4 separate regions of the Homo sapiens genome follow, and regions 1, 3 and 4 are each linked to region 2. Evidence: read pairs that join two places in POLR2A ChIA-PET (ENCODE). Cell type or tissue: MCF 10A. All regions are shown on one strand. Each heading gives the region's core, and the rest is flanking DNA. Links, peaks and the distances in the headings are about the cores only.

What was found. Peaks named below come from ENCODE experiments on the same cell type or tissue, not always from the same donor. Only the 100,000 strongest peaks of a DNase experiment are listed, where the experiment ranks them.
Region 1: POLR2A ChIA-PET joins it to region 2 with 11 read pairs; 20 of 35 experiments call an interaction of 5 or more read pairs at or near these places.
Region 3: POLR2A ChIA-PET joins it to region 2 with 11 read pairs; 17 of 35 experiments call an interaction of 5 or more read pairs at or near these places.
Region 4: POLR2A ChIA-PET joins it to region 2 with 27 read pairs; 17 of 35 experiments call an interaction of 5 or more read pairs at or near these places.

The regions. Positions count from the first base shown.
Region 1 is chr9:124,869,968-124,877,901 of GRCh38, reverse strand. ARPC5L (actin related protein 2/3 complex subunit 5 like) reads right to left here. Exons shown (of 6, transcript NM_030978.3): 4 at 4,138-4,210; 5 at 2,751-2,927; 6 at 169-1,024. The coding sequence ends at 962. Among named protein-coding and RNA genes, the nearest start is that of ARPC5L, 12 kb to the right of the region's middle. RefSeq lists enhancers at 4,941-5,170, 4,868-5,368, 7,007-7,056, 7,517-7,934. In MCF 10A, for the core only: no CTCF peak of the experiment used is centred there; DNase peaks (open chromatin) are centred at 4,031 and 5,351.
Region 2 is chr9:125,239,898-125,247,356 of GRCh38, reverse strand. HSPA5 (heat shock protein family A (Hsp70) member 5) reads left to right here and starts at 6,014. Exons shown (of 8, transcript NM_005347.5): 1 at 6,014-6,352; 2 at 6,450-6,681; 3 at 7,048-7,185. The coding sequence starts at 6,231. It overlaps HSPA5-DT (HSPA5 divergent transcript), which reads right to left and starts at 5,701. Exons shown (of 3, transcript NR_186826.1): 1 at 5,294-5,701. RefSeq lists enhancers at 5,416-5,725, 5,375-5,879, 5,693-5,987, 5,880-6,384, 6,526-6,605 and 1 more. In MCF 10A, for the core only: no CTCF peak of the experiment used is centred there; DNase peaks (open chromatin) are centred at 3,896 and 5,846.
Region 3 is chr9:125,157,684-125,165,617 of GRCh38, reverse strand. It overlaps PPP6C (protein phosphatase 6 catalytic subunit), which reads left to right. Exons shown (of 7, transcript NM_002721.5): 3 at 4,712-4,777; 4 at 7,236-7,377. Among named protein-coding and RNA genes, the nearest start is that of SCAI, 18 kb to the right of the region's middle. In MCF 10A, for the core only: no CTCF peak of the experiment used is centred there; a DNase peak (open chromatin) is centred at 4,167.
Region 4 is chr9:125,338,844-125,346,777 of GRCh38, reverse strand. It overlaps GAPVD1 (GTPase activating protein and VPS9 domains 1), which reads right to left. Exons shown (of 28, transcript NM_001282680.3): 18 at 5,514-5,601; 19 at 4,479-4,559. Among named protein-coding and RNA genes, the nearest start is that of GAPVD1, 81 kb to the right of the region's middle. In MCF 10A, for the core only: no CTCF peak of the experiment used is centred there; no DNase peak of the experiment used is centred there.

The DNA of each region.
Region 1 (7,934 bases), core at 2,277-6,276, 370 kb after region 2:
TGCTCCCCATTTCTGACGTTTAGTTCTTTAAAGAAAGCTTGTCCATGCAGCAGTGATTCTGCAGCACAGCCAACCCAGCATCAGGAGACGTGACCAGGCACATCTGAGGCCCCACCCTCAAAAGATTCCAAGTGCAATCCCACAAACTGAAGACTTTTAAAGCCTAGATCAATTATTAAATGTTTGGCACTTTATTAAATTAATTAAATAAGCTCCAAAATTAATTACATACAAATCAAAGGAATAAGAAACAATAAATAGTTTATTCAGCAAACACCTCTCTGCAGCAGCCGGCAGCTCTGAGGCCGAGGCTGGCGTCCTGTGGCAGAGGGCCTGTGGATTGCCATGCTCGCTCCCAGGGGTGGCTCAACAGGGACACAGGTCTACTCCTTCCACATCGGGTTTCCGGAACAACAACTGAACTCTCATTCATTACCATCCCATTCATTACCATTTTTTTTTACATACACGAAACACACCGCAATGTATAGACTAATAAGCCAAGAGCTTTATTGATGCAGCAGGCACTTTACAATGAGCCCAAGAGTGTCCACCTTCTCTGGGAAGACAGGATGTCTGTACAAACTCTTGGGTTTTTTTCCACTTCAAAAACACAAGCTCTCCCGTTTACCACAGCCCTTGGATCTGCACCTGCCCAAACCATCCCTCCCCCAGTGCACACAGGTGCATCTGACCAACACCAGCCGCCACGCTGGTAGACCGTCAAAATGTCAGTTCTGCAGTACTCGGAGACAAAGGCATAGACTATCAGATCCTAAACAGGATTTAGGAAACAGACGATTTTCCCCTCCACCTTGAAAATAAAATACATTTCAGCAGATACATGTCCTGAAATAGTTTACTTGGGAGTTCCTAGGAAGATGGTCCATTGTCAATCCCTTCTTCACCAGCCTGGGCATCCAGAATTCTTCTCAAGGTAACATGAGTCTTTTTATTTTTTTTAAACAGTCTTTCTTGCTGTAAGAACTCTTATAATGGAGCCTAGTCCTCCTACTGCTAAGGCCTGTGGGGGCAGGAAAAGAAAACGTGTCAGATGAGACCTGGCTGGCCAAGGGGAGCCTGGCTTGCCAGAGACAGGGGGGACATTCCCTGACCTAGATCCCGTCACAGATCCTCGAAAGAGGATTCCTGAGATAGAGCACATTCTAGGGAAGGAGCCCTGTCCTGGAGCCGTGGGGTCCCGAGAGCTGTTGGCTCTTGGGCAGAACTGGCTTGAGAACACTGTCACCAGCACACAAAGCAGAGCCCTCGAGCTTCCCTTTTGAGATGGGGTCTCACTCTGTTGCCCAGATCACAGCTCACTGCACAGCCTTGATGTCCTGGGTTGAAGCCATCCTCCTGAGTAGCTGGGACCACAGGTGTGCACCACCAGGCCCGGCTAATTTATTTTTTTTGAGACGGAGTTTCGCTCTTGTCACCCAGGCTGGAGTGCAATGGCACGATCTCGGCTCACTGCAACCCTGCCTCCCCAGTTCAAGCGCTTCTCCTGCCTCAGCCTCCCGAGCAGCTGGGATTACAGGCGCCCGCCACCACCCCCGGCTAATTTTTGTATTTTTAGTAGAGACGGGGTTTCACCATGTTGCCCAGGCTGGTCTTGAGCTCCTGACCTCAGGTCATCCGCCTGCCTCCGTCTCCCAAAATGCTGGGATTACAGGCGTGAGCCCACCGCACCCAGCCTAGTTTATTTTTTTGTAGAGATGGGTTCTCACTACATTGCCTGGGCTGTTCTTGAACTCCTGGGCTCCAGCAATCCTCCTGCCTCAGCCTCCCAAAGTGCTGAGTTTACAGATGCACACAAGCCCACTGACTGCCGCCCGCTGAGGTGACTGGCAGGCACCAAGCTGCCTTAAAGGGACGAGAGGTCCTGGCCTCCCCATCATACAGAGGACTTGTTTACTTCCTTGAGCCCAGGAGAGGGGAGGCCAAGGAGGTGCAGCACACCCGCCAGCAGACCTAAGGCCACAACCACAGCCCAGCACCCACACCACCTTAAGGACTGGCCCACTGTAAAACCCCTCTCTTCCAACTCAACACTGAGCCTCTGAGGAAGGCAGGCAGGTTAGTAACTCCTGGTCTGCTTTAATGGTGGGCGTGCTTACTGCGGCACTAGGGGTGTGCAGGGGAGGGTGTGGGAGGCAGCCCCAGTGGTACAGGCACGACACAGGCTTGCCAAAGGCCTTGCTCTCACACGGACCCAAGCGAAGGGCAGACACAGCTCTTTCTGCTTCACCTGGACGAAGGCCATATTAAGTGAGGTCAAGGTTTCTGCCCACTGCTCACTCTGGCCTGCTAAGGCTGAGGCCAGGGCAGGAAGCCCTTAGAGCTGGCTGGAGGACTCTATTTCTAAGAACCCCCAACAGCTGCCTCCACCACTGCAAGTATCATGAAGCCCCAACCAACCAGCAGGCCCCCTTCCTACCTAGACTCCCTGACCACCTTACTATGCCATGTTATCTGCCCACATGTCCTGTACCAAGGGCACCCTGTCTTGCCTGACATAAATCGGCAGCTAAAAAGCAAAAAAGTAACTGCAATTACCACAGACAGCAGGTCCCTACCAGGAGCTTCCTTGGGAGAGGGAAGTGATGACATGTCCCAGGTTGGGGCTCGTCCTCTGACCCCACACGCCTATCAGACCGTCCTACGTTTGTTCTGGAAAATCTGGCCTGCTGATCGAACCCCAAGGCAAGCCAGGTGGCTCACTGGGGCGCGTGGCAGCGTTCACATACCTTTTCGTGCCACTGGAGTAACACTGCGCTGCTATTTTCTGTGGGCTTCTCAAAGCCTTTATAAATGTACTTCATTAACAAGTCAACGCCGTTTCTGTCCAGTGACTGCACAGCCTGCTCAATCTCACTGCTCTTGAAGTTTGTGAGCACTTTCAGCACCACGCCCTGGGCTCGCTCCTGCAGACGAAAAAGAGCAAGTGAGTCCCAGAGCTGCGAAGGCACCGCCATGCCATGCCCCACACCAAAGCAAGGACACAGATCACCAGAAACACTGCCCAGTTTCTAATTCGTCCAGGATGGTTAAAATAAGTGGGTTAGAACGTCTTTTGTGGATTTAAATTTCAAAGTATCTTTTATTTATGCCAACAAGTTACCCTACTTATTTTGGGGGAGTAAGTAGTTTACTAGGACAAGTATCAACTCTGAGAGAGAGAGAGAGAGAGAAGAGAAAAGAGGGAGAGAGGGAGGGAGGGGCAGGGTCTCGCTCTGTTGCCTGAGCTAGAGTGCAGTGGTGCAATCTCAGCTCACTGCAGCCTCTCCCAGGCTCAAGCAATCCTCCCACCTCAGTTAGGGCTACAGGCACATGCCACCATGCCCAGCTAATTATTTTTTTTATTTTTTAATACAGACAAAGTCTCGCTATGTTGCCCAGGCTGGTCTCAAACTCCTGAGCTCAAGCGATCCTCCTGCCTCCCAAAGTGCTGGGATTACAGGCATAAACCATGGCACCCAGCCCATCACTATTTTAGATGACACCAATAAGGCCTTATTATACTCCACAATGGTGGTGGACTATTAAAAAATAAAAATAAAACCAGGTTGACTCGGCTGCAGCGTCCCTCTTGTGTTCACACCCAGAAGGGTGGGGCCATTCCCCAGAACTCTGTGAAGGTGCAGCCACTGGTGACATCAAGATGCTGTCACAGCTGCCAGAATCCCAGCTGCAGGGAGACCCCTTTCTCTGAACCAAATTTTAGACTTGGTGATGCAGTAAGCACAATTTAGTTTTTAGAAGGTAGGAAAGCGTACGGGTACTTAAAATCCTCAGGCAGACAAAGCCTATTTAACAGTCTGTGGGAGCATAAGCACCACAGGTGAGCGAATTCATCCATTTTCCTCATCAGCCAGGGCCAGGCTGACTTCTCAGCCTACGAGGCCGTGAGCAGGAGTGAAGGCTTCTGTGGGGAGGTTCTCGTATATAAACGCTGACAGCGTTGATGTCAGAGAAGCCTCACCACCTAGGGAGCGCCAGGAGGCTTCCCTGGAAGCCCCGCCCAGTGCCAACTCACTCCCTCTGATGTGGATGAAAGCTCACACTCGCACTGGGCAGACACCCACAGCCCTGGTCCCAACAGCACCCAGCAGAGCCGCAGCGCCACCCCTTTACCTTCACAGCTTGATTCTTGGTGTTGACGGGAGAGTTCCGCAAGGCTGCATGGAATGCCCGAAGCATGTCCCCTGTGCATCACCACCAGTTAAGGATAGCTAGGCTCAAGCACATCCATGCCGTCATGAACAAGCTCACTTCAGAAACAGCTCAGGAACAGAGTCAGATGGGATCTCATCCATACCACCCACCTTCCACGGCTTCCAGGGGGGCAGAGACGGTTTACAGCCTGCACAGGGAGGCTGCAGGGCACCTCTGCCAACCATGCAAACCCTCCTTTCAACTCCCTCTCTACCTTCCACGTCAAAGCAACTGTCCTGGAGGGGTAACTTGATGTAAAATTGGATTGTGCTCACTTGCACCTGCTTGGTGCTGAGCACTGTATCTCCCCTACTGGATCCTCACAGCACCCGTACATGTGAACTGGAGGTCGTTCTCATCTTCTCATTCTAAAAAAGCGGAAAATGTAGGTACAAAGGGAGACCTCCTAACTCTTCATCAATGCTCTTCATCAATTAAACTATTAAGGAAATTAAGATGTGCTAGAACTTCTAAGATCTATCGGGATCAATGAGGTCCCAACTGTTACCTGGAAAGAGTTTATCAATCTAACAGAAGCTTTTGCCAACAATGAGCCAGTCTCCACCCTTACCCCCCAACCTCAGTTGCAATCCTGACAACACATTCTTTGCTGAGTTCTGAATACCCAGCATGCAAAAGAAAATTACAATCTGGGTTAGGTCCCCAAAGGTGACACCTATTTTAAACTGAATTACATCAGCCAACTTTCATTTCCTCGTATGAAACACTGGCTTCAGCCAAAAAGCTTCAAAAATAGAACAAGGAATGGCTTCTGCCCAATCGGGTCTCTACTCCTCTTCATGCAGTGATACCCACGTGCAGACAGGAAGGGCCTTCGGAGCAGAGCTGAATCTCCTGGCTTCCCCAGTATGAGATCCATCTTGAGTGAGCTGGGTCTGCGCCACCAGGCAAGCCACTCCCAGCGCTGGTTCCCCAGCTCCCTGCTTGGCTCTGATCCACCTTCCACACTCAAGAGGCAGTCCAGTCCCTCTGTCTTTCAGTTCTGGAGTTCCTTTTCCCCATCCAAACAAGGCCAGCCTGATATCAGCCACTGATAACCTCTACTTTGTAACTCCTTTTTTTTTTTGAGACGGAGTCTCGCTCTGTCGCCCAGGCTGGAGTGCAGTGGCGCAATATTGCCTCACTGCAAGCTCCGCCTCCCAGGTTCATGCCATTCTCCTGCCTCAGCCTCCTGAGTAGCTGGGACGACAGGCGCCCGCCAGCACGCCCAGCTAATTTTTTTTGTATTTTTAGTAGAGGCGGGGTTTCACTGTGTTAGCCAGGATGGTCTCGATCTCCTGACCTCGTGATCTGTCCGCCTCGGCCTCCCCAAAGTGCTGGGATTACAGGTGTGAGCCACCGCGCCCAGCCCTTGTAACTCTTTTCTAATGTGGTGTCCCCAAAGCAATAAGCAGGATCCCATAGGCTGAACAGAAAACATAGGCTCACTTGCTCTTCATGTAAACCTGGCACAACTAACAAATGACATCATTCAAATGATGGATGGGGAAGGGCAGGTATAAAACTAGTCCACGGGGGCAAAAAGCTACTGCTGTGGCGTTAACTCAGCACCACGCGTCCAGCAATCACTCGGCCCATTGATGGGTGAGGGCCTTCAGCAGTTGGGAGATGTGGGGCGCAGGGAGGACCTCCCTGAAGTCACCTATCATTTGTGAAGCCGGCTGTCATACTTGGCTGGCTTTAGGCCTTTTCAGAGAACAGGCTGTGGTGCTGAGGGAATCCTGCCCAGCCCTTGATCTCCTCTAGATCTTCCTCAATCACGGCACAACTGACACTGTGGACCCAGGATTCTCTGACGTGGGATCTTAGCTGTGTGTCATAGGCCTCTGCCCACTGGATTCCAGTGGCATCCCCAAGCTGTAACCATCAAAATGTCTCCAGTTTCCTGGGGGTGGAGGGGAAGGGTGCAAAATCGCTCACAACCACTGCTCTGGACAGAGCCCTGATCCAGAAGTATAGAAGCTGCTTCACTGAAGGGGAAAGGAACTCATACTTTTAAATCGCCACAAGGTCTCGGATCCTGTGCCAGGTGCTTTCACACGCCATCTCATTCCAAAAATCCTTGTGACAATAATCATTATCTCATTTTAAAGGCAATGGAATTGAGGCTCAGAGAACAGAAATTACCTGCGCAAGGTCACAAAACTAAGCTGTCTACACGGCCCTCACACCCAAGCTCCTCCCACAATCCCATGCTGCCGCTCTATCTGCAGACCCGAGCTGCATGTCCAGGACACTTGCTGTGTGCCCAGTGATGCTGATGTTAGCCCATGAGGCTCCCACGGAATCTAGGAAGCCAGCATGGCTGTCCGCCACGTAACAGAAGATGCTGAGTTGTGAAAGGGTATGCGACCTATCCGAGGTCACAGAGCCAGAGCATGGTAGTGCAGGGTGTGCGCAGATGCACAGCCGGGTTCCTTCTACTCCATCTGTGTCATCTCCTGCCACACACACTTCCCTATACAGCCCCAGGACAGGGCCCCTCTCTGCCCTCCCCAACCCCAATCCATCTATCCCTCTCCCTGCTCCCCTGTCCTCAATGGTCTAATATAAGTCCGATTCTTGGTACATGATAGAGACTCAATAAATATCAGTTCCATTCTCCTCCACCTGGGCCCCGTATTTGCCAGGGTTTCAGTTACCTTTATCCGTTAACCTCCCTTTCCCCAACCCCAAGTGGAGCACTCTCCATGGTAACAAGGTTTCTGACGCTTCTGACGCTGCCATGAATGGAGAAACGACCATCCCCTGGATGTGCTAAGCCCAGGCCTCTAAGCAGCCTCAAGGAACCTGTCACCAGGCAGGGGAGTCCCAAGACATGACCTTCAACAAGGTTCTGCACCCAGACCAAGGCAGCAGCTGACAGGCTTGATCTCATCTGTTCAATGAGAGTCCTGGGCCAAAGGCCTGACCCTGGAGCCCCTTTCAGCACTGACTGTCCATGAACTAGGCCCTACACCAGACTACAACCAACCTTCCCTCCTGGGGACCCTTCCCTTGACCCCATTTCATAAGGAGGGTGGATTGGGAGATCCTGATGGGGCAGGAATTACAAGCTTGAATCTCCACTTCGGAAAACACATTCCTGTTCAAATCAAGTCTGAAGGTTTTCGGTTTAAAGGCACACTCAGGAGCACTGCCGGGCTCCCCCTAAAGCAGCAGGCCCCACTTTCCAAGCTGAGTCAACTGGTTCAACACCGAGAACCTGATTTATGTACAGCATGGGCCTCCAACCCTGCCCCCACCCGTGCGGGGGGAGGGGACAGGCTTCCTGGAACACCATTTGAATAAAGAAAAATCCTTCCGGTGAGAATAAGTCAGTTTCCTGCGCTCATACTGCTAAAGGACCAAGCAAGGCTGTGACAATCACCTCTATTTTTAATCTTTTCTAAATGCTGTTTTCTGTGGCCACAAGAACAGTCATTTCCAGGCGTGGGGCTCCACTTTCACACTTCGCTTCAAGGTGTCTGGTTTTTCTTAGCTCTGAACTACTAGTTTTCTCCGCTGCTTCCTGCACCAGAAGGGTACTGGGGGGAGCCAAGACTCACTTGTTGAGCGTGGCTGAGACCACCAAGGTGTCCAGGGGAACCACAGGGTCCCCCTTTCTCAGCATTAAGCGGGAGGGTTAGACTGACTGGGGGAAGAGAGACACAATCTCAGACCCCAGGGCTGAAATACGGCGGCCGCCTCCACTC
Region 2 (7,459 bases), core at 3,460-7,459:
CGGCACACACGCACAAAATGTGATAGAAAATGCACTATTTCTATGTATGTGTGGAGAAGGGAAAGTTCTCTATTATAAATTTACTTTTAGAAACTGAAGACAAGGAAGGAAATTAATTGCATAGCACATTGTACTTTCAGAAGTACCAAAAAAAATAAAATACATGATTTATACCTACTATTGCTTCTGGCTCAGGTGTTAAGGTGACACTTTTGTTTTATTCGAGAGTTGTTTGATGAAGGGTGAATAAATTATTCTTAGCACCTTAATAAAGACATCTATGTGGGCTGGATGCAGATGGCTCACAACTGTAATCCCAGCACTTTGGGAGGCCAAGGCGGGCAGATCACGAGGTCAGGAGTTTGAGACCAGCCTGGCCAACATGGTGAAACCCCTGTCTCTACTAAAAATCCAAAAATTAGCTGGGTGTGGTGCTGTGTGCCTGTAATCCCAGCTACTCGGGAGGCTGAGACAGGAGAATTGTTTGAACCCAGGAGGCGGAGGTTGCAATGAGCCGAGATTGCACCACTGCCCTCCAGCCTGGGCAACAGAGCAAGACTCTGTCTCGAAAGAAAAAAAAAGACATCTATGTGACCAATATAGGATTAATTAGATGTACCATTTATTTTTTATTTTTTGAGAGGTGTTTTCCTTTGTTGTCCAGGCTGGAGTGCAGTGGCACAATCATTGCTCATTGCTGCTTCAAACTCCTGGGCTCAAGTGATCCTCCCACCTCAGCTTTCTGAGTATCTGGAACTACAGGCACGCACCACAATGACTGGCTAATTTTTAAATATTTTCACAGAAGGAGGCGATCTCTCTGTTTTGCCGAGGCTGGTCTCAAACACCTGGCCTCAAGTTTCCTTCCACCTCGCCCTCCCAAAGTGGTGGGACTATGGGCATGAGCCGCTGCACTTGGCCTTACTTCTAAAATTTCTTCTCACGTTATATTTCTATGATTAGCAATGGCATTACCACTGTTCTACAACCTTCACACTACTTTCACATACAATATCTCATTTGATCCTTGAAGCAGTCCAGTAAGACAGGCAGGACAGAAATTCCTGACATTCAATAGATTAAGAATCTGAGCTTGGCTGGGCGTGGTGGCTCACGCCTATAATCCCAGCACTTTGGGAGGCCGAGGCGGGCAGATCACCTGAGGTCAGGAGTTCAAGACCATCCTGGCCAACATGGCAAAACCCCATCTCTACTAAAAATACAAAAATTAGCTGGGCATGATGGTGTACCCCTGTAATCCCAGCTACCAGGAGGCTGAGACAGGATAATCGCTGGAACCGGGGAGGCAGAGGCTGCAGTAAGCCAAGATCATGCCACTGCACTCCAGCCTGGGCAACAGAGCAAGACTCTGTCTCAAAAAAAAAAAAAAAAAAAAAAAAAAAAACTGTGGCTCTGAGAAATTGGTTTTTGTCAAAGTTATGTGCCTTATCACCTAGTTGAATGTTCTCTCTAACAAAACATGTGGAAAATTCTCAATTATCAGGATCTAAATGTTAATATTAAACTTGTAAATTACATAGGTCCTTTCCTTTTTCTTCCTGCTGGATGCTTGTCATTTATTATTAGTCCTCTTTCACAAAGGAAGATTTATTTTTTACTTTTTATTTTTGAGGCAGAGTTTCGCTCTGTCGCCCAGGCTAGAGTGCAGTGGCGCAATCTCAGCTCACTGCAAGCTCCACCTCCTGGGTTCACACCATTCTCCTGCCTCAGCCTCCTGAGTAGCTGGGACTACATGCGCCCGCCACCGTGCCCGGCTAATTTTTTGTATTTTTAGTAGAGACGGGGTTTCACCGTGTTAGCCAGGATGGTCTCGATCTCCTGATCTCGTGATCCACCCGCCTGGGCCTCCCAAAGTGCTGGGATTACAGGCGTGAGCCACCGCGCATGGCCACAAAAGAAGATTTAAGAGCTAAATGACATCCAATCCTAATAAGTCTTACCTCTGCTTAATTAGCTTTCTGAGATCAGGTAGGAAATGGAAAGCAATTTTTTTTTTTTTTGAGAGAGAGTTTCGCTCTTGTTGCCCAGGCTGCAGTGCAATGGCATGATCTCAGCTCACCTCAACCTCCGCCTCCCGGGTTCAAGTGATTCTCCTGCCTCAGCCTCTCGAGTAGCTGGGATTACAGGCATGAGCCACCACGCTGGGCTAATTTTGTATTTTTAGTAGAGACGGGGTTTTCCATTTTGACCAGGCTGGTCTCGAACTCCCGACCTCAGGTTATCCGCCTGCCTCGGCCTCCCATAGTGCTGGGATTACAGGTGTGAGCCACCAGGCCCAGCCTGGAAAGCAATTTTCTTACCCATAGGAGCACAAGTGAAATGGGCTGGTTTAAATTTCTGGATAAAAATTTATATTTGCATATCATCTGTTATCAAAATATTTACAAAATGTGTAACTGGAGCTGGATGTGGTGGCTCATTCCTGTAATTCCCACACTTTGGAAGGCTGAAGTGGGAGGATTGCTTGAGGCCAGGAGTTTGAGACCAACCTGGTTAATGTAGCTAGACCCCATATCTATGAAAATTATAAACTTTAAATTTAAAACCCAAAATATGTGACTACTCTATATCCTAAAACAAAATGTAAGGTTTTTTTTTTTTCTTTTTAGACAGTCTCACCCTGTTGCCCAGGCTGGAGTGCAGTGGTGCGATCTTGGCTCACTGTGACTTTCGCCTCCCAGGTTCGAGTGGTTCTCATGCCTCAGCCTCTCGAGTAGCTGGGATTACAGGCGTGTGCTACCATGCCCAGCAAATTTTGTATTTTTATTAGAGATGGAGTTTTGCCCTGTTGGCCAGGCTGGTCTCGAACTCCTGACCTCAAGTGATTCACCCACCTTGGCCTCCCAAAGTGCTGGGATTACACATCTGAGCCACCATGCCGAAACCCAAAATTAAGTCTTATAAATCTGAAGCTCAAGATGACAACCTATAGAGGTTAAAAATCAAACTGCCAAGGCTCAAATACTGGCTCATTATCTTAGGTGTGCAATCTCCTGGGCAAGTTTCTTTACCTCTTGGGGCTTCAGATTCCTTCACTCTAAAATAGGGGTAAGAAAAAAATGCTTTTTTGTTTGTTTCTTTTTGTTTTTGTTTTTGTTTTTGTTTTGAGACAGAGTCTCGTTCTGTGGCCAGGCTGGAGTGCAGTGGTGCGATCTCAGCTCACTGAACCTCCGCCTCCCAGGTTCAAGCGATTTTCCTGCCTCATCCTCTGAGTAGCAGTAGCTGGGACTATAGGCGCGCGCCACTACACCCAACTGATTTTTGTATTTTTAGTAGAGACTGGGCACCATGTTGGCCGGGATGGTCTCGATCTCTTGACCTCGTGATCCGCCCACCTCGGCCTCCCAAAATACTGGGATTACAAAAAACTGCTTTCTTAAAGATAAAAAGAGATAATGCACGTACGTCTTTAGCACAGTGTCTAACAGTTAAGTATTGATAACTTGACCTGGATATTATTTTTGGCATTTAATGTTCAGCAAGCTAGTTTTGACCATGTACTTTCCTATTCGTAAGTGACTGTGCTTTGGAATATACTAGAAAATGTATGTAAAATGTCTGGTTTTAAAAAGATGAAACCACAATATATTCAATTCCCTTTGGAAGTTAGCCATGTATCGCTTTTCTAAATTTTACAAAAAGGAGAGTTACAAAACGTTACTCTGTTAATCAAGGATAAGGCTGAAATGGAGAGTTTTTTTTTTTAATGGAAATGGACTGCACTATAAAAACATTTGATTGAAATGAAAGAAGCTGTAATGTGGTCAAATGATGATTTCTATCTTAATGCTGGACTGATGCAAGCCAAAGAAGGGTCAATGTTGCCGCAGGATTACAAGCCCTGCTGAAAGAGATGCATGATGCAACCTCTGTAGTGAACAGAGTCAACTCTTGAGTCACCAGTCTAACCTTTGAGAAGCACTAAGGAAAAAGAAAATTCTTGAGTACTGAGTCACAGGCTCAACATCTTAATAAAGTGTGTTTAGGATGTTTTAGTGGTATCTGGACACAGTATACCCATGAATCTCAAATATTTCATATCAGAGCTTTGCCCTTTCCATAGTAGGTCCTCCAAAAACATTCCTCAAACAAATGAATTTTTTTTTTTTTTTTGAGATGGAGTCTAGCTCTGCTGCCCAGGCTGGAGTGTAGTGACGTGATCTCGGCTCACTGCAACCTCCACCTCCCGGGTTCAAGCGATTCTCCTGCCTCAGCCTCCCGAGTAGCTGGGACTACAGGCATGCACCACCACGCCCAGCTAATTTTTGGATTTTTATAGAGATGGGGTTTCATCGTGTTACCCCGGATGGTCTTGATCTCCTGACCCCGTGATCCGCCCACCTCGGCCTCCCAAAGTGTTGGGATTACAGGCGTGAGCCACCACGCCCGGCCACAGATGAATTTTTTGTTTTAAAGTTAAGAGATCAGGCACAGTGTCTCACACCTGTAATCCCAGCACTTTGGGAGGCCGAGGTGGGCAGATCGCTTGAGGTTGGGAGTTCGAAACCAGCCTGGCTAAAATGGTGAAACCTCATCTCCACAAAAAAAAAAAAAAAAAAATTAGCCAGGCATGGTGGTGCGTGCCTGTAATCCCAGCTACTCAGGAGGCTGAGGCAGGAGAATCGCTTGAACCCCGGAAGCGGAGGTTGCAGTGAGCTGAGATTGCACTACTGAACTCCAGCCTGGGCGTGACAGAGTGATACTCCGTCTTGAAAAAAAAAAAAGTATTGGCAATAGAGTGAACTCCACCTGGTTATCAATCCTAACTCCATCACTCACCAGCTCTGTGACTTGTTTAGTTATTTAATCTTTTTCAGTTTCAATGTCCTCATCTGGAAAACGGGAAATGCCTACCGAGTATTGAACTGTCAAGACTAAATGACACATGAAAAGCACACTGAACAATGCTTAATCCACGGTAGGCTTTCAGCAAATAGTGGTCTCTATTATTTTTTGCAACAGGATGTTATATAAGAATAAGGCATTATCAAGACGATTTTCGCCTATCAAATGTGTTGTCTGCGTGTACATCAGACCTTTTCCTGGAATGAAGGTAGAAAAGTATCAACAATAAAGGATGGAGAAAGCCCCGTAAATGATAACCTTTGCCCCAGAGGGAAAGGATGGGCAGCGGAGGGGAAAGTAAAGGGTGGCAAGCTAGAAAAATTAGACATCCAGTGTGGGAGGGCTGGCACTGGAGTGGGTTGCCACAGTAGGGAGGGGACTCAGAGCTGGAGGCAATTCCTTTGGCCGGGCTTGTCCTGCGACTTACCGTGGGGCAGCGCAATGTGGAGAGGCCTGGTAAAATGGCTGGGCAAGGGTGCGGAGGGGACATAACTGGCAGGAAGGAGTCATGATTCGTGGTCGAACAGAGTCCAGACCAGCTCGACCTGTGAGCAACGAACGGCCCTGAGACTCGCATACCCCAATACCGGTAGTGGCCGTGAAGGGCAAAGAAATGTGTTCTGAGGCGATCCCAGCATCTAAGCTGCGACTGGTCTACTCAGAGACTGGATGGAAGCTGGGAAGAGAAAGCTGCTTCCCGCTTCGGGGTGAGGGATGGAGGAAGGGAGAACAAGCAGTAGAGAAGAAAAAGTTTCAGATCCCACAGCCCCGGGGGGTCACTCCTGCTGGACCTACTCCGACCCCCTAGGGCCGGGAGTGAAGGCGGGACTTGTGCGGTTACCAGCGGAAATGCCTCGGGGTCAGAAGTCGCAGGAGAGATAGACAGCTGCTGAACCAATGGGACCAGCGGATGGGGCGGATGTTATCTACCATTGGTGAACGTTAGAAACGAATAGCAGCCAATGAATCAGCTGGGGGGGGCGGAGCAGTGACGTTTATTGCGGAGGGGGCCGCTTCGAATCGGCGGCGGCCAGCTTGGTGGCCTGGGCCAATGAACGGCCTCCAACGAGCAGGGCCTTCACCAATCGGCGGCCTCCACGACGGGGCTGGGGGAGGGTATATAAGCCGAGTAGGCGACGGTGAGGTCGACGCCGGCCAAGACAGCACAGACAGATTGACCTATTGGGGTGTTTCGCGAGTGTGAGAGGGAAGCGCCGCGGCCTGTATTTCTAGACCTGCCCTTCGCCTGGTTCGTGGCGCCTTGTGACCCCGGGCCCCTGCCGCCTGCAAGTCGGAAATTGCGCTGTGCTCCTGTGCTACGGCCTGTGGCTGGACTGCCTGCTGCTGCCCAACTGGCTGGCAAGATGAAGCTCTCCCTGGTGGCCGCGATGCTGCTGCTGCTCAGCGCGGCGCGGGCCGAGGAGGAGGACAAGAAGGAGGACGTGGGCACGGTGGTCGGCATCGACCTGGGGACCACCTACTCCTGGTAAGTGGGGTTGCGGATGCAGGGGGACGGGGCGTGGCCGCCTGGCCTGGCGTGAGAAGTGCGGTGCTGATGTCCCTCTGTCGGGTTTTTCTGCCAGCGTCGGCGTGTTCAAGAACGGCCGCGTGGAGATCATCGCCAACGATCAGGGCAACCGCATCACGCCGTCCTATGTCGCCTTCACTCCTGAAGGGGAACGTCTGATTGGCGATGCCGCCAAGAACCAGCTCACCTCCAACCCCGAGAACACGGTCTTTGACGCCAAGCGGCTCATCGGCCGCACGTGGAATGACCCGTCTGTGCAGCAGGACATCAAGTTCTTGCCGTTCAAGGTTCGACCGGGTTTTTCTCATCCAGTTAGAGAACGGGTGGGTGGTGGGAGTATTTAGAGTTATAAGTCTCTGGAAAAGTGTTGAGACAACAGTTGAAGGTTATAGACATGATGTATGTAATAACTTTAATACTATTAGTATGTTACAAAACTTAAGACAGTTGCTGTCGTACTGTCTACGATAGTTTAGGAATAAAAGACCGATTAAAACTGAACTTTGTAAGACACCTATACTCCCTGAAGTATTTCTAGTCAATTTGCAGCCCCAAGGGACCAAAATAAACCAAATTGTGGGGATGGTAGTGGGTCTTTTAAACTTTGAGATGTCATTGTATCTGTGTCTGAAAACAATAATTCTTTAAAATAGGTGGTTGAAAAGAAAACTAAACCATACATTCAAGTTGATATTGGAGGTGGGCAAACAAAGACATTTGCTCCTGAAGAAATTTCTGCCATGGTTCTCACTAAAATGAAAGAAACCGCTGAGGCTTATTTGGGAAAGAAGGTAAATATTTCTAGAACAATGTTAAGTATTTTTTGATCATTAGTATTCTCGGTTGGCTGTTATGTATAGAAGCCTTCGTGAAGGGTTTCAAAAATTTTAATCAGAATGGTATTCATGCTTGTCAGGTTTAATTATTGAGTCCCTTACTATAAGCCAAACAAAATAGACTTTTCATGTATTATTTAATGCTTACAATTCCAGGGACATAAAATTTTATATGTTGTATTCATCAATAAGTTGGCTTAAAAACTAAAGTGATGGTTTGACTGTAATT
Region 3 (7,934 bases), core at 2,541-6,540, 81 kb after region 2:
ATCTGCTTTACTTAGTATATTCCCAACAGACTGAGTGCAGAGGCAAGTTCTAAGACTAGCCATGTTCTATTTAGCCAGACATTGAAGAGATTTGTGAAAATGTAAAACAATGTGAATTCTCCTCTCACTAAACAATTTTTTTGTTTTGGAAAAGTTAATTTTTCATTAAAATGTGTTTGTGATACTTTTTGATGGGTATGTTATTGATTTGTTTTTTTGAGATGGAATTTCACTCTTGTCACCCAGACTGCAGTGCAATGGTGTGATCTCAGCTCACTGCAACCTCTGCCTCCCGGGTTCAAGCGATTCTTCTGCCTCAGCCTCCCAAGTAGCTGGGATTACAGGTGTGAGTCACCGTGCCTGGCCTATGTTATTAATTTTTAAAAATTCATTTAAATATTTAAAACTTCTGAGTTTTAATCTCTAATATGGTAAATATTGATTTGTAAAACTTACATAAAAGATTTTCAGGACCTCTGGTTTTTAAGATCACAAATGAATCCTGAAACCAAAAAGTTTGAGAACTACTGGGCAGACTGGATGTTTCCTTGCCTCTGATAAAAAAAAAAATTCCACTTCCCAGCCGGGCGCGGTGGCTCACGCCTGTAATCCCAGCACTGTGGGAGGCCGAGGCGGGCGGATCACGAGGTCAAGAGATCAAGACCATCCTGGCCAATGTGGTGAAACCCCGTCTCTACTAAAAATACAAAAATTAGCTGGGCATGGTGGCACATGACTGTAGTCCCAGCTACTCGGGAGGCTGAGGCAGGAGAATGACGTGAACCTGGGAGGTGGAGGTTGCAGTGAGCCGAGATCATGCCACTGCACTCCAGTCTGGGTGACAGAGCGAGACTCCGTCTCAAAAAAAAATCCACTTCCCAGGCTGGGTAAAGTGGTACATATATGTAGTTCCAGCTACTCAGGAGGCTGAGGTGGGAGGATTGCTTGATCCCAAAAGTTTGAGACCAACCTGGGCAATATAGTGAGCCTCCATCTCAAAAATAATGATAATTAAAGAAAAAAATCTACTTCTTAAGATTGTTTTTGGTTTAAAATGGGAGCAGAGTATCTGAAATATGAAAAACAGAGTAGCTGGGTGCAGTGGCTCACGCCTGTAATCCTAGCACTTTGGGAGGCTGAGGCGGGCAGATTACCTGAGGTGAGGGGTTTAAGACCAACCTGGCCAATGTGGCGAAACCCTTTCTGTACAAAAAAGTACAAAAATTAGGCAGGTGTAGTGGCACGTGCCTGTAGTCCCAGCTACTTGGGAGGCTGAGGCAGGAGGATTGCTTGAACCCAGGAGCCAGAGGCAGCAGTGAGCTGAGATTGCACCACTGGACTCCAGGCTGGGTAACAGACTGAGACTCCGTCTCAAAAAAAAAAAAAAAAAAAAAAAAAAGAGAGTGAGGGAGAGACATAGAGTAGATGGTAGATATTATTTGACGATGAGGTAGGTGTCTAGTAATGTAGGATGAAAATAGGGCCGTGTGCTGTGGCTCATGCCTGTAATCCTAGCATTTGGGAAACCGAAGCGGGTGGATCACCTGAGGTCAGGAGTTCAGGATCTGCCTGGCCAACATGGTGAAACCCCGTCTTTAATAAAAATACAAAAATCAGCGGGGGTGCGGTGGCAGATAAGCTACTCGGGAGGCTGAGGCAGGAAAATCACTTGAACCCAGGAGGTGGAGGTTGCAGTGAGCTGAGATCGTGCCATTGCACTCCAGCCTGGACAACAAGAACGAAACTCCGTCTCAAAAAAAAAAAAAAAAGAATTGCCCAAGTTCTCGGGAAATGGGAACCTATGTATCACTGACGCAGAATATTTAATCGTCTACCTGTGTGTCTGGTAAATACAAACTTTAAAAGCTTTTGTTTAAGAACAGATATCTGGCCAGGCGTAGTGGCTCACGCCTGTAATCCCAGCACTTTGAGAGGCCGAGGCGGGCGGATCACAAGGTCAGGAGTTCAGGACCAGCCTGACCAACATGGTGAAACCCCGTCTCTGTTAAAAATACATAAATTAGCTGGGGCTGTTGGCACGCGCCTGTAATCCCAGCTACTCGGGAGGCTGAGGCAGGAGAATCACTTGAACCTGGGAGGCGGAGGATGCAGTGAGCCGAGATCGCACCATTGCATTGCAGCCTGGGCAACAGAGTGAGACTGTCTCAAAAAAACAAAACAAAACAAAAAAACATATCTGTAAACATCAATAGAAAAGTTTAAGGATACTCACTCTTCTACCATATTTTTATTAAAAAACTGACTTACAAAACTTTTTAATGTTCACTTCCTGACTTTGTGTATATAACTACTCAATTTTTTACATAATAGAATTGTGTAGTTATAGGTATAGTTTTGTATTCCATTCTTTTCCCTAATGATTTTTGCATTTTGCTACATGGTTTTCGTCATAATTTTTATTCATGGCCTCATAAGGTCCTTGAGTTGCTAGATCTTAATTTAAGATATTCACTTATGTTAGTCATGAAGGCTGTTTCTTTTGATGTTTTAAATGTTGTCATAACACTTTTTTTTTTTTGAGACAGAGTCTTGCTGTGTCATCCAGGCTGGAATGCAGTGGCACCATCCTGGCTCACTGTAACCTCCGTCTCCCAGGTTCAAGTGATTCTCCTGCCTCAGCCTCCTGAGGTAGCTGGGACTACAGGTGCCCGCCGCCACGCCTGGCTAATTTTTGTATTTTTAGTAGAGACTGGGTTTCGCCATGTTGGCCAGGCTGGTCTCGAACTCCTGACCTCAGGTGATCCACCCGCCTCGGCCTCCCAAAGTGCTGGGATTACAGGCGTGAGCCTCTGTGCTTGGCCCACTTTTTTTTTTTTTTTTTGAGACGGAGTCTTGCTCTGTCACCCAGGCTAGAGTGCAGTGGCGTGATCTTGGCTTACTGCATCCTCCACCTCTCAGGTTCAGGTGATTCTCCTGCCTCAGCCTCCCGAGTAGCAGGGATTGATTACAGGTGCCCACCATGATGCCCAGCTAATTTTTGTATTTTTAGTAGAGACAGGGTTTCACCATGTTGGCCAGTCTGGTCTTGATCTCCTGACCTCATGATCCACCTGCCTCAGCCTCCCACAATGCTGGGATTACAAGTGTGAGCCACTGTGCCCGGACCATAACACTTTTTTTTTTTTTTTTTTTTTTTTTTGAGACAGAATCTTGCTCTGTTGCCCAGGCTGGAGTGCAGTGGCATGATCTTGGCTCACTGCAACCTCTACCTCCTGGGCTCAAGCAATTCTTGTGCCTCAGCCTCCCAGGTAGCTGGGATTACAGGTGCAGGCCACCACCCCTGGATAATTTTTGTATTTTTAGTAGAGATGGGGTTTCACCACATTGGCTAAGCTGGTCTTGAACTCCTGACCTCAAGTGATCTGCCTGCCTGGGACTCCCAAAGTGCTGGGATTACAGGCGTGAGCTCCCAAAGTTCCAGGATTACAGGTGTGAGCAGCTTGGCCTGTTAGCTAATTTTCAGATACATTTTATATTAAGCTTCCTAAAGTTGTTTTTTTTTTTTTGTCTGACTTTTTAGACTTATGGAACATTGTTATAAAAGGTGTTACTTTATTTCTTTCAGTAGTTAACATCTCACTTTCAGTTTTCTTCACTTTGACTAACATTCCTATTAAGTGTTAAAAGTTTAAATGATAATTTTATTTCAAGTGTAAAAGATGAATGTGTTAGAAGTTGTTAGTTGTAATTGGTCCAATGTATTGTAGTCAATTCCCTTAATCCAAAATCGTTTTTCTTCCAGAAAAACTGTAATGCTTTCTTTGGAAATTAGGGCTAGGGTAATAATCTAGTGGACTGAAATTTGACAAATGCACAATTTGCCAGTTACCAAATTTCAGTAAATAGAAATATGATGAAATATCCTTGGGTGTCATGGATCACACTTGTAATCCCAGCACTTTGGGAGACTGAGGTGGGAGGATTGCCTGAAGCCAGTAGTTTGAGACCAGCTTGGGCAAAAAAGCGAGACCCTGTCTCTATAAAAATTTGCTGGGCATGGTGGTGTGTAACTGTGGTCCTAGCTACTGAGGAGGGCAAGGTAGGAGGGTTACTTGAGCCCAGGAATTTGTGGCTGCAGTGAGTTATGATTGCACCACTGCATTCCGGCCTGGGTAACAGAGCCAAACCCTGTCTTAAAACAAAAAACAAAAAATATGATGAAATATATAATTTTTTTTTAACTGATCATTGAGGAGACACTCCATGGCTGTGGAGCCTGAGGGTATATAACTCTAACTGTAGAATGTGGGAAGATCTCTGTATAACACTGGAGTGTCATGTAAGTTCAGTTTGGAAGAAAAAGAGGTATCCACTTGTTTCTGTAATCTTTTGTCTCATTAAAATAGATACAGAATTTGGGTGGGCTGTTAGATTAGCTTACTGAGAAATTAGACAATTGATAAAGGATGTCAGAATTCTCAAGAGATAGATGGGGAGATGTATGAAAGAAAATGAGAAAGGGAATCCTATGATAATAATCTAGGAGTGACTTTATGGTAACTGAGCTTTATTTAGTGCTTTTTTTAGTCTTGAGAACTGTGTGCTTGGCAGTTTGGCTTACACTTTATTTCTTAAAAATGTAAATATTTGGAGTCCTCTTAGCTGCTTCTTTACACATTTCACTCTCAGTTTTGTTGCTTTGCTTCTTAACAGGAATTTGTAATCAGCATGTATTGCATTTCTTTTATAGTTTTATGACCTTTGTGAACTGTTCAGAACTGGAGGTCAGGTTCCTGACACAAACTACATATTTATGGTATGTAAACACCAGTGATATCAAGTGCTTGTTTAAAATGGAAAGGATCTGACTTATTAAATGTAAATTGCATAATAATTCTTTACCATGTGACAGTCCCTATTTCAGTATATTAAAAGATGTGTATTAGTCCGTTTTCACGCCGCTGATAAAGACATACCTGAGACTGGGCAATTTACAAAAGAGGTTTAATGGACTTAACAGTTTCACATGGCTGGAGAGGCCTCACAATCATGCAGAAGGCAAGGAGGACCAAGTCACATCTTATGTGGATGGCGGCAGGCAAAGAGAGAGAGACTGTGCAGGGATCTCTTGTTTTTAAAACCATCAGATCTCATGAGACTTATTGTCATGAGAACAGCACAGGAAAGACTTGCCCCCATGATTCAATTACTTTCCATCGAGTCCCTCCCACAACATGTGGGAATTCAAGATGAGATTTGGGTGGGGACACAGCCAAACCATATCAAGGTGATTGTATACTTTTCTACATTTAACTATGTCCTCTAATTAATTGCCTTAGTAAGCCACTGTAGATAGGGTTGGGTTGTAGCTGTCAGTAATGGTTGGGCATAAAAAATAACCCAGAACCCCTGGTTTAAGGCAAAAATCTTCAATTGACTATTATTTATTCAGACTTTTCGAGCATTCATTTTTATCTCTCGTTAATCTATGGATGGATTAATATACACACATACACATTTGCTATAGATGTTTGCTTTTCTTTTGGAATGTAATGTTACTGTTGAACTTTTTCTGGATCCTTCTCTCATTTTCTTTCCTTCTGAAAGTTTCTGGGTCACTTTCTTATTTTTTTTTTTTGAGACGGAGTCTCTCTCTGTTGCCAGGCTGGAGTGCAGTGGTGCGATTGGCTTACTGCAACCTCTGCCTCTTGGGTTCAAGTGATTCTCTTGCCTCAGCCTCCCGAGTAGCTGGTATTACAGGCGTGCGCCACCACGCCCAGCTAATTTTTGTATTTTTAGTAGAGACAGGATTTCACTATGTTGGCCAGGATGGTCTGGATCTCTTGAACTCGTGATCCGCCCACCTCGGCCCCTGCCTTGGCCTCCCAAAGTGCTGGGATTACAGGGGTGAGCCACCACGCCGGCCACTTTCCTATTCTTTCAGCTGTTTTCCTATTGGTGTAATATTGGCCCAAGTCAGACATTAATGGGAAGTGTAAATAGTATATTATCATATATGGTTGTTAAATGCAAAACTGAGCCTAGAACGCTGTTATAATTATGGTATTTGCTTTTACAAAAAATTTTTTTCTTCAAGTAGGCAACTCTTCCAATACAGTTAAAATGATTCTTAAAATAAAAAATTATTTTACCTGGGCATGGTGGTACATGCCTGTAGTCCCAGCTACTTGGGAGGCTGAGGTGGGATGATTGTTTAAGCTCAGGAGTTCTAGACCAACCTGGGCAACATAGTGAGACCCCATCTCTAAAAAAAAAAAAAAATTGAATTTTTAAAAATTAAATTACTTGGCCGGGCGCAGTGGCTCACGCCTGTAATCCCAGCACTTTGGGAGGCCGAGGCAGGTGGATCACCTGAGGTCAGGAGTTTGAGACCAGCCTGACCAACATGGAGAAACCCCGTCTCTACTAAAAAAAAAAAAAAAATACAAAATTAGCCGGGCTTGGTGGTGCATGCCTGTAATCCCAGCTACTCAGGAAGCTGAGGTGGGAGAATCACTTGAATCCAGGAAGGGGAGGTTGCAGTGAGCCAAGATCACGCCATTGCACTCCAGCCTGGGCAACAAGAGTGAAACTCCATCTAAAAAAAAAAAAAAAAAAAACTTAAAAAATACTGGTTAGCAGATGACCAAATCAACTAATGTAGGTAATAGAGGATTGAAAAAATGGTGGTTTTGCCAGGTGTGGTGGCTCACATCTATAATCCCAGCACTTTGGGAGGCCAACGTGGGTGGATCACAAGGTCAGGAGTTTGAGACCAGCCTGACCAACCTGGTGAAACCCCCGTCTCTACAAAAAATACAAAAATCAGCCGGGTGTGGTGGCGGCTTGTACCTGTAATCCCAGCTACTCAGGAGTCTGAGGCAAGAGAATCGCTTGAACCCGGGAGGCGGAGGTTGCAGTGAACCGAGATTGTGCCACTGCACTCCAGCCTGGGTGACAGAGTGATACTGTCTCAAAAAAAGAAAAAAAAGAAAAAAAAATGGTGGTTTTTTTTTTCAGGGAAAGTTTTTGAGAGAATGGCACAGCAGATTCTTGTAGATTTCCCTGGAATCAAAAATCTTGTTTGTATAAACATTTAATAGAAAAAATTTGTTTACGTGTATTTTATTTTTTTGTTAAAATCAAATTTCCAAATAATTCAGTATGTAACTCTTTATTGTAGTTATAAACTATATGTTTGTACAGTTTGATATAATTTGAAAAGAATATTGTGGCTATTGTATTGTTTGTAACTGTAAACTTTTACTTCACAGGGTGATTTTGTAGACAGAGGTTACTATAGTTTGGAGACCTTCACTTACCTTCTTGCATTAAAGGCTAAATGGCCTGATCGTATTACACTTTTGCGAGGAAATCATGAGAGTAGACAGATAACACAGGTCTATGGATTTTATGGTAAGAATTCCTATTTCTCTGATTCTGAATATTATTTTACTTTCCTCTTTGGAAAACAAAGCTACACAAGTCATACACATGCTTTATGTATATTATTTTCCCCACATCCTCACTCCTTCACTCCTCCCAAACAATTGAAAATCTTATGCTCGAGAGAAGACCACTGTTAACTTTTTGGTGTGCATCTTTCTAGATCTGTGCCTCAAAGTGTAGCTGGAATCACCTGGGTTCTCATTAAAAATGTAGATTGCCGGCCGGGTGGGGTGGCTCACACCTGTAATCTCAGCACTTTGGGAGGCTGAGGCAGGCGGATCACAAGATCAGGAGATCGAGACCATCCTGACCAATATGGTGAAACCCCTTCTCTTCTAAAAATACAAAAATGAGCTGAGCGTGGTGGTGTGTGCATGTAATCCCAGTTACTCGGGAGGCTGAGGCAGGAGAATTGCTTGAACCAAGGAGTCAGAGTTTGTGGTGAGCCGAGATCATGCCACAGCACTCCAGCCTGGCGACATAGGGAGACTCCGTCTCAAAAAAAAAAAAACCAAAAAAAAAAG
Region 4 (7,934 bases), core at 1,484-5,483, 100 kb before region 2:
TGTACCACCTCTGATGTTAGTATGACACCAGTAGCATAATCCCAAAGGCAGATTAGGAGGTAAGACTTAAAAAGAGCACATATCTCAATGTTAAGAGGCACCATGCAGCTGCCTACTCATCCCATTTCTAGGTCTGAGAGCCTTGCCAAAGCAGGAAATTGGGAAGAGTAGCTCCACCTTCTCATCATCACCAGAATGACAGTGTCAAAGTTCAGGGCAGACTGAATGGATGACGGATTTCTAAAGTGTTTGCACTCAAATCACTGTTATCAGCAATTCATGCTAACAGAACTTCCAACAGTGCATTTTTACATGCAGACTTCATTTATTCAGACATCTCTATGCTGAAGGAGGAAAAAAAACTATTCAAATTTAGACTTAAACCCCTTTAAATAATAACAAATGTCTTTTTCCATTCTTCCTTTATGAATCTCTCTCCACGCATTTGAAAACTAACAATATTCATATTCTATCTCACTAGATCTCACCATGACAGTGCTGCTGCTGGAATAGAGCACTTTTGTGCATGCAATGATGTCAGAGGCACTCCTAGAGAATCTAGACATTCTTGGGGAGTGCTGGAATTGTACCTGAGATGCATAGAGAAAAAACGTACCACAATCACAAATGCAGCACTGTTTACTGACAGGACCATTACTCTGTCAAAATCAGCACATCAAAAATATTATCCTGGAATCTAAAATAGTAGTCAACTGGGTTGTTAAAGCAAGGGATTGCTATAGATCTACAGGACAAAGTTCCATAGTGAAACACAAACTCCTGGGTTAGTCCTAGGCCAGGCAGGTGACCATAAATGTTCACATTCTGGTAGAATCCCATTTTCTAAAAATTATACAAACACATCGAAATCACTAGATTTTATATATATATATACACACACACACACACACTTATGTGTATATATACATATACGTATTTTGTGTGTGTGTGTTGTGTTTCCAGCAGCTAATAGCAGCTAACATTTATTGAGCACTTACCACATGCCAGGAACTGTGCTAAGTACCTTACAGAGATTATCTCAACTACTGATCAAACAACCTTACAGAGAAACGTTGTTATCATCCTCATTTTACAGAAGACGAAATCAAGACATAGACAGCTTAAGTAGCATGCTCATCGGCTCTTCTTTTGTTCTCATGAAACAAACACATGGTATTCATGTCTCCGTGAAATTGTAGTAAACTGCAGTTGACCCTTGAACAACATGGGTTTGAACTGCACAGGTCCATTTATACACAGTTTTTTGCAATCAAATGCAGATTGAAGATACTGTATTAGGCTGGGCACGGTGGCTCACGCCTGTAATCCTAGCACTTTGGAGGCCGATGCGGGCAGATCACCCACGGTCAGGAGTTCGAGACCAGCCTGGCCAACATGGCGAAACCCCAACTCTACTAAAAATACAAAAATTAGCTGGACATGGTGGCGCATGCCTATAATCCCAGCTACTCGGGAGGCTGAGGCAGAAGAATCACTTGAACCCAGGAGATAGAGATTGCAGTGAGCTGAGATCGCGCCACTGCACTCCATCCTGGGCAGCAGGGCAAGATACTGTCTCAAAAGAAAAAAAAAAAAAAGAGAGAGAGAAAAGAAAAAGAAAACACTACATTTCACACAGAGCTGTGAAACAAGCATATAGGGAAGGCCAACTTTTCACATACACAGTTTCCACAGGGCCAACTGCAGGACTCCAGTATGCACGGATTAGGGTATGAAGTGGGGGGGCAAGAGTCCTGGAACCAATTCCCTGAGTATGCTGAAGGACAATTGTATATAGACAGGATTCCCAAAGTAATTTAGTATTTTTGCTATAACAGTATTTGAATTCATAAGAGATTCTTAATAAAATCTGATCTGTCTCCAAATGTAAACTGATAAAGCATTTATCATTACAGAATCTTGTTTTGAAGGGGAAGTACGTTGTGGCTACTGCCTTTTTTTTTTTTTTTAATAGAAACAAGGTCTTGCTCTGTCACCCAGGCTGGAGTGCAGTGGCACATAGCTTAATGTAACCCCAAACTCTTGGCCTCCAGCAATCCTCTCACTTTGGCCTCCCAAAAAGAGCTGGGATAATAGGCATGCTCCACCTCACTCAGTTGGTTATTACTTTTCAGTGCTGTTGAGAGGTCTGAAAAAGGGACAATACAATACATTATGGCCAAACACAGTGAGAGCCACAATGTTGCTTATAATCTTTATTTCTATTAACACTGTTCTTAAAAATTTTACCCCCAGAGAATAATTAAACAAAAAATGCAATTTATATAAATCTGTAATATTTTCATAATAAAAAATTGGGAACAATTTAAATAGCCATTAGTAAGAGAACGTTTACACTGCAGTAAAACCATGACAGATTATTTTATAGCTAATAAAAATGATATAAAACCCAACTATGTCTAAAAATTGGGGGAGGTTTTATAAAATAACTTGGTAAAAGAAGAATACAAAGTCACATGCATAATCTAATTCAGTCAAGAAAAAGCCACGTACAAATATGGAAAAAGATTAGGAGATAACAGGAAAAGAACAGTAGTTAGGGTCACAGAATTATGAACAGACTGCTAGGAAATTTCCTCCTATAACATTTTTAAATTGGTTTAATGAAAACTTTCAATGAGTCATTAATAAGGACTGGGTAGAAATTTCTGGACCAGTAAGGAAGCTAATCTGCTTGAATCACAGCCAAAGAAAATAAATTACTTTATGAAAAAGACTTATTCTACTCTACTTAGCTTCTAGTTCCAGTATCAAGAACCAAGAAAAATATATTGCCTAAAGAGGATAAGTAAAATATAACTCCTTCAAACAAACAAACCATAATAATAATTTATAACTTCTTCAGAATTGTTGATTCAACATTTTAAAAACATGAGATGTCATTAAGAGTAATTCACTTTGTAAACGCTAGTGTTCTTCTAACATTAGGAACATGTCGTAAGGATACAGAAATACTTTGCCAAAAGGACAATGTCTTTCCAGCTCTTCCCAATCAGACTGGAAGGTCCTGAAGAGTCATGTGTGATTTGACTTAATACCCACAACACTTAGCACAGTGCCTGGCATGAGTCACATGGTCAACAAGTATTTACTGATTGAATAGGACAGGCTTAGCTGCTCTCAGCAGGGAACTGTGGCCTGTAAGCACATCTCCTGCTGTTCAAAACCCTTTATTCTGGGGAAATCACCATTTCAAATAAAGCAAGGACTTATATGCTAGGATATGGAAATACATATAAATATATGGAACCAACCATTAGAATAATAGGCATTAAAATGGGATTCTACCTGTAATGCTGAACTCTTTGATGAGGATGTTCTTATCCTATTATCTATCCCATTTTTAAATAAAATTGTTTAATGAAAAAAATTTTCACTTTAACTTAGTAGGAAAACAATTCAAAATCAAAAAAAAGAGGTGAGAAATGAACTTTCCTCTAGACCAGGGGTGTTCAATCTTTTAGCTTCCCTGGGCCACACTGGAAGAAGAAGAATTGTCTTGGGCCACACATAAAATACACTAACACTAATGATAGCTGATGAGCTTAAAAAAAAAAAAAAAGGGTTCCTGCATAAATCTCATACTGTTTTAAGTTTATGAACTTGTGTTGGGCTGCATTCGAAGCTGTCCTGCTGTCTTGGGCTGCCTGTGGTCTGCGGTCCGTGGGTTGAACAAACTTGCTCAAGATGCTCTATAATAGCCACTGGAAACAATACACAGCTATCAAACCCAAGACTGGGTCATTAACACTACTCTCAAACTGTCCTTTTAGGGTGCTCATTCATAATGTGCCAAAAAGCAGCTGCAGAAATACAAACGCTTAATCAGGTAAAAACCCAACCCCCAGCTGTATTTTCCTTGGGTCAGATGGCAATGTTAAAATGGTTCAAGCTGTAAAAAATTAGTAAAGTTTTTAAAACTTTCATTATAATGGTTGGCATTTATGATACTGTTTGAACAAACACTTTATCACAAAAAAGGAAACGATTAGGTAAAACAGAATTTCACTGTGATCCTGAATAATCAAGAACAAACTGTAGATGAAAATAAATGTAGAATTCTACGATCAATGTTAGAGAAAACTATTCAATCAATGATCCAAAGATACAGCATGCACAGCACCAAAACTGTCACCACACTTTCCTAAAAGGCACTGTGTGTCATCATCCCACTAGATGTTGAGTTGTAGGGTATGCCTAGAGGCTCAGGATCAGGGGCCTCATCATAAACGGAGTTATGATAATGAGGATGATGATGGTGGTGGCAGTCTGCAGGAAGAGCACACAGGTTTACTGTGGCCACCAACTGGAAACCACAGAGCTATGAAGAACATACTCCCCACTGTACACACAGACACACTCTTCTAGAAAGGCAACGCTTATGGCACCCAAGAAAAAGTGTTATGAAATATGTGCTCTGGGAATGAAGGAGCCAGGAAGTCCATGGGTCTACAAACCTGTGAGTGTTGAGAATCTGTCAGGCCCCAGATCATCTTTGTCTTTTTCTTGTTTTTCTTTCTTTCTAAATGGTATAGGAGCTGGAAATTAAATAAAGTCAGTAGTGTGACATATAACATACTGCACTACTCGGAAGTTAACTGGTGTGCCAACATTTCTAAGTGAAAGGAGGCTGAAAAGTTTAAAAGCTAAGAAATTCCAAGTGTTGACTGATAATTGTCCTTAAAATAGTAATGAAGGTTTTTAAAGGAACTTTCAGAACCTGCTTCGGAGTCATCTGTCATAGGAAGAATAATTTAACAGGAATCCATTGGGACTAAAATCAAAACCACTGACTCTTAACCTCTGCTCAAAAACACATTCAAAACTCCTAGCTTCATTCTCTCCTCCTCATCAAGCGCTTGAGTATGGCGTGAAAGCAGCTCTCCCCAGAGTTCCTGAGTGCCACCGTGCTGAGAAGAGGCCTTTGGAATAAGTTTCTAGCTTTACTCCTGGATGCTCTCTTCTTTCAGGAAGAGATGCTTTTGCCAACTCAAATGATGCCAGGCTGTTCACCAAAAAAGTAAACAATTTTATACAGCTACCTTCCAAAATAAACACTCACTGATATTTACAGTATAAACATTCTCAATGAACATAGACATAAAAAGCTTCAACTTATTCCAGGAATGTAAAGGATGAGTTTTCAATGTTTAATTACCAATAACGTCCCATTTTCCTGCAATAATTAATAGCAATATATATGTCAGAAGTCCTCTATATGTTTAACTTCAATGGTATATGATATTTAAACAATAGTGACAGGCATGACTTCCATTTATGAAACCACTATCACTTCCTGCAAAGAACAAGAACATTTCTAAAGCTCTGCCTTAGCATTCATCTGAGTGGAACCACTTTCTACACCCTCAAAGTAGCTAGAAACTTAAGCCCAGCAAGTCTTACAGAGGAGTTGAGACATTGGCTCTCTGAAAGAGATTCTGGGGCTTTGCTTCTTATTGCTAATACAGCGTTCTAATATTTTATAAAATTACCTTTAGGCATGGCTGAAACAAAACGTTTTCTCCACCAAGGTCTGTTCCTGTCTGATTTCTCATCATCGCTATCTTTGCGTTCTTCAGTCTGTAGAAAAAGTTGGAGGCTTTATTTGGAGTTGGATAGCAGGATAAATTACTAAGAAAAGGATTTCTTTTTGTTTGTTTTTGTTTTGTTTTGAGATAGGATCTCATTCTGTTGCCCAGGCTGGAGTGCAGTAGCACAATCACAGCTCACTGCAGCCTCGACTTCCCTGGCTCAAGCGATCCTCCCCGTATCAGCCTCCCAAGTAGCTAGGACCACAGGTGTACACACCACCATGCCCAGCTAATTTTTTATTTTTATTTTGTAGGGACAGGGTCTTACTATGTTGCTCAGGCTAAAAAGGATTTAAGTAAGTTTGTGAAATAAGAAAGTCAGTCTTGTTTGCCTTAAGGCACAACTCTTATTGCCACGTAGGTGACTTTTGGAGCACGGTAGTTTACCTTTTCAGCACCACTGTCATCTGCTTGAGGGCAGGCACTATCTCATTACTGTTAATAAACTGAAGCCTTAATACAGAGCCTGGTATAGACTAGGCACTCAATAAATACTTATGAAAAAAGTAAATGCAGTACAAATAAACTCCAGAAGGGCAGTAGAGATGGTAGCAGTAGTATTAATAATAATAAAACCAAATGTGTACTATGTGCCAAATGCTGAGCATAGTAAGGATATGTATAATCTCATTTAATCTTTACAGTAACCTCAGAGATAGGTCCTATATTCGGCCTTTTTTATCGATAAAAAATATGAGACTAAAGAAAGGTTACCTCCCCCTCTTCCTCAAAGTTACACAGCCTATATGTGGCACAGCTGAGGACTCAAACCTAGACCTAAGCAACTTTAAAGTTCATGTTTTGATCACCAATTATATTAAGTTATCATTAACACATGACAAAGAAGCTGGATGCAGTGGCTCACGCCTGTAATCCCAGCACTTTGGAAGGCCGAGGTGGGTGGATCACCTGAAGTCAGGAGCTCAAGAACAGCCCGGCCAACAAGGTGAAACCTCATCTCTACTAAAAATACAAAAATTGGCCGGGCGTGGTGGTGCTCGCCTATAATCCCAGCAACTTGGGAGGCTGAGGCAGGAGAATCACTTGAACCCGGGAGGTGGAGGTTGCGGTGACCCGAGATCGCACCACTGCACTCCAGCCTGGGCGACAGAGTGAGACTCCATCTCAAAAACAAACAAACAAACAAAAAACAGGCCAAAGGACAGGGACTGTAATTCCTTTAATAGCCTATCATGTGACCATGGACAAATCACTTAATTTCCATTTTCATCTACATACCTGGGATAAAGAATTATCAGAACCCTAGCAGAGAGATGAGGGCATCTGTGCCAGGGAAGAGTTAACTTAACAGTGGGGATGAGAAATTGAATACATACAGGAGAACTGATGGAATAAATATGCCCATGAAGAATAGTGAAAGTAGATTTCTCACTGTTGGAGAAATGAGTTACAAATTTGGAAAGGAAGAAAGACGAAACAAACTCTGTTGTGTTTGGACTAGAATTGAATGTGTCAGTGTAAGTTCATGGTCTTATTTATGGAGAAAGGTAGATAAATGAAATATACAGGTAAATGTGTGTGTAACACACACACTCCCTAGCTCTATTCACTGAGTAGTCCTGGGAGCAGCAACACTCCTACAGCAAATAAACACTGTATCCAGATCTCAATTTCCAAAAAAGCATTTTTCATTAAAAGAAATAAGGGTACTTCGAGAAAGAGCTAACTAGGACAAAGTACAGTATCCGCCTATAACATCTTTTGCCAGAAAGTAAAGATATGCTCAAAGAATAGTAGCAGTGCATCAAAAGAACTCAGGAGCCAGCCTGAAGGGGCTCTCATTGGCCCAATTAGGGACAACTGGGCTTCAAAATAAGTAATAGTGACAAACCCTAACCAAGACAGAAAACTGGGCCAGGCACTGTGGGTGGCTCACGCCTGTAATCCCAACACTTGGGAGGCTGGGGTGGGAGGACTGTTTGAGCCCAAGAGTTCAAGATAAGCACCTGGGCAACACAGTGAGTCCCCATCTCTACAAAAACAAACAAACGAAAAAATTAGCCAGGCATGTGGTGCATGCCTATACTCCCAACTACTTGGGAGGCCAAAGCGGGAGGATTGCCTGAGCCTGGGAGGTTAAGGCTGCAATGAGCAGTGTTGGCACCACTGCACTCCAGCATGGGTGATAAAACAAGACCCTATCTAAAACAAACAAACAAACCACAACAACAACAAAAAATATATATACACACACACACACACACACACACACACAAATTTTTTTAAAAGACAGAAAACCATGAGACCACAGATATAATAAGTAGGTAAGTTAAAAATTTGATGGAGAACAGATAGTTACAT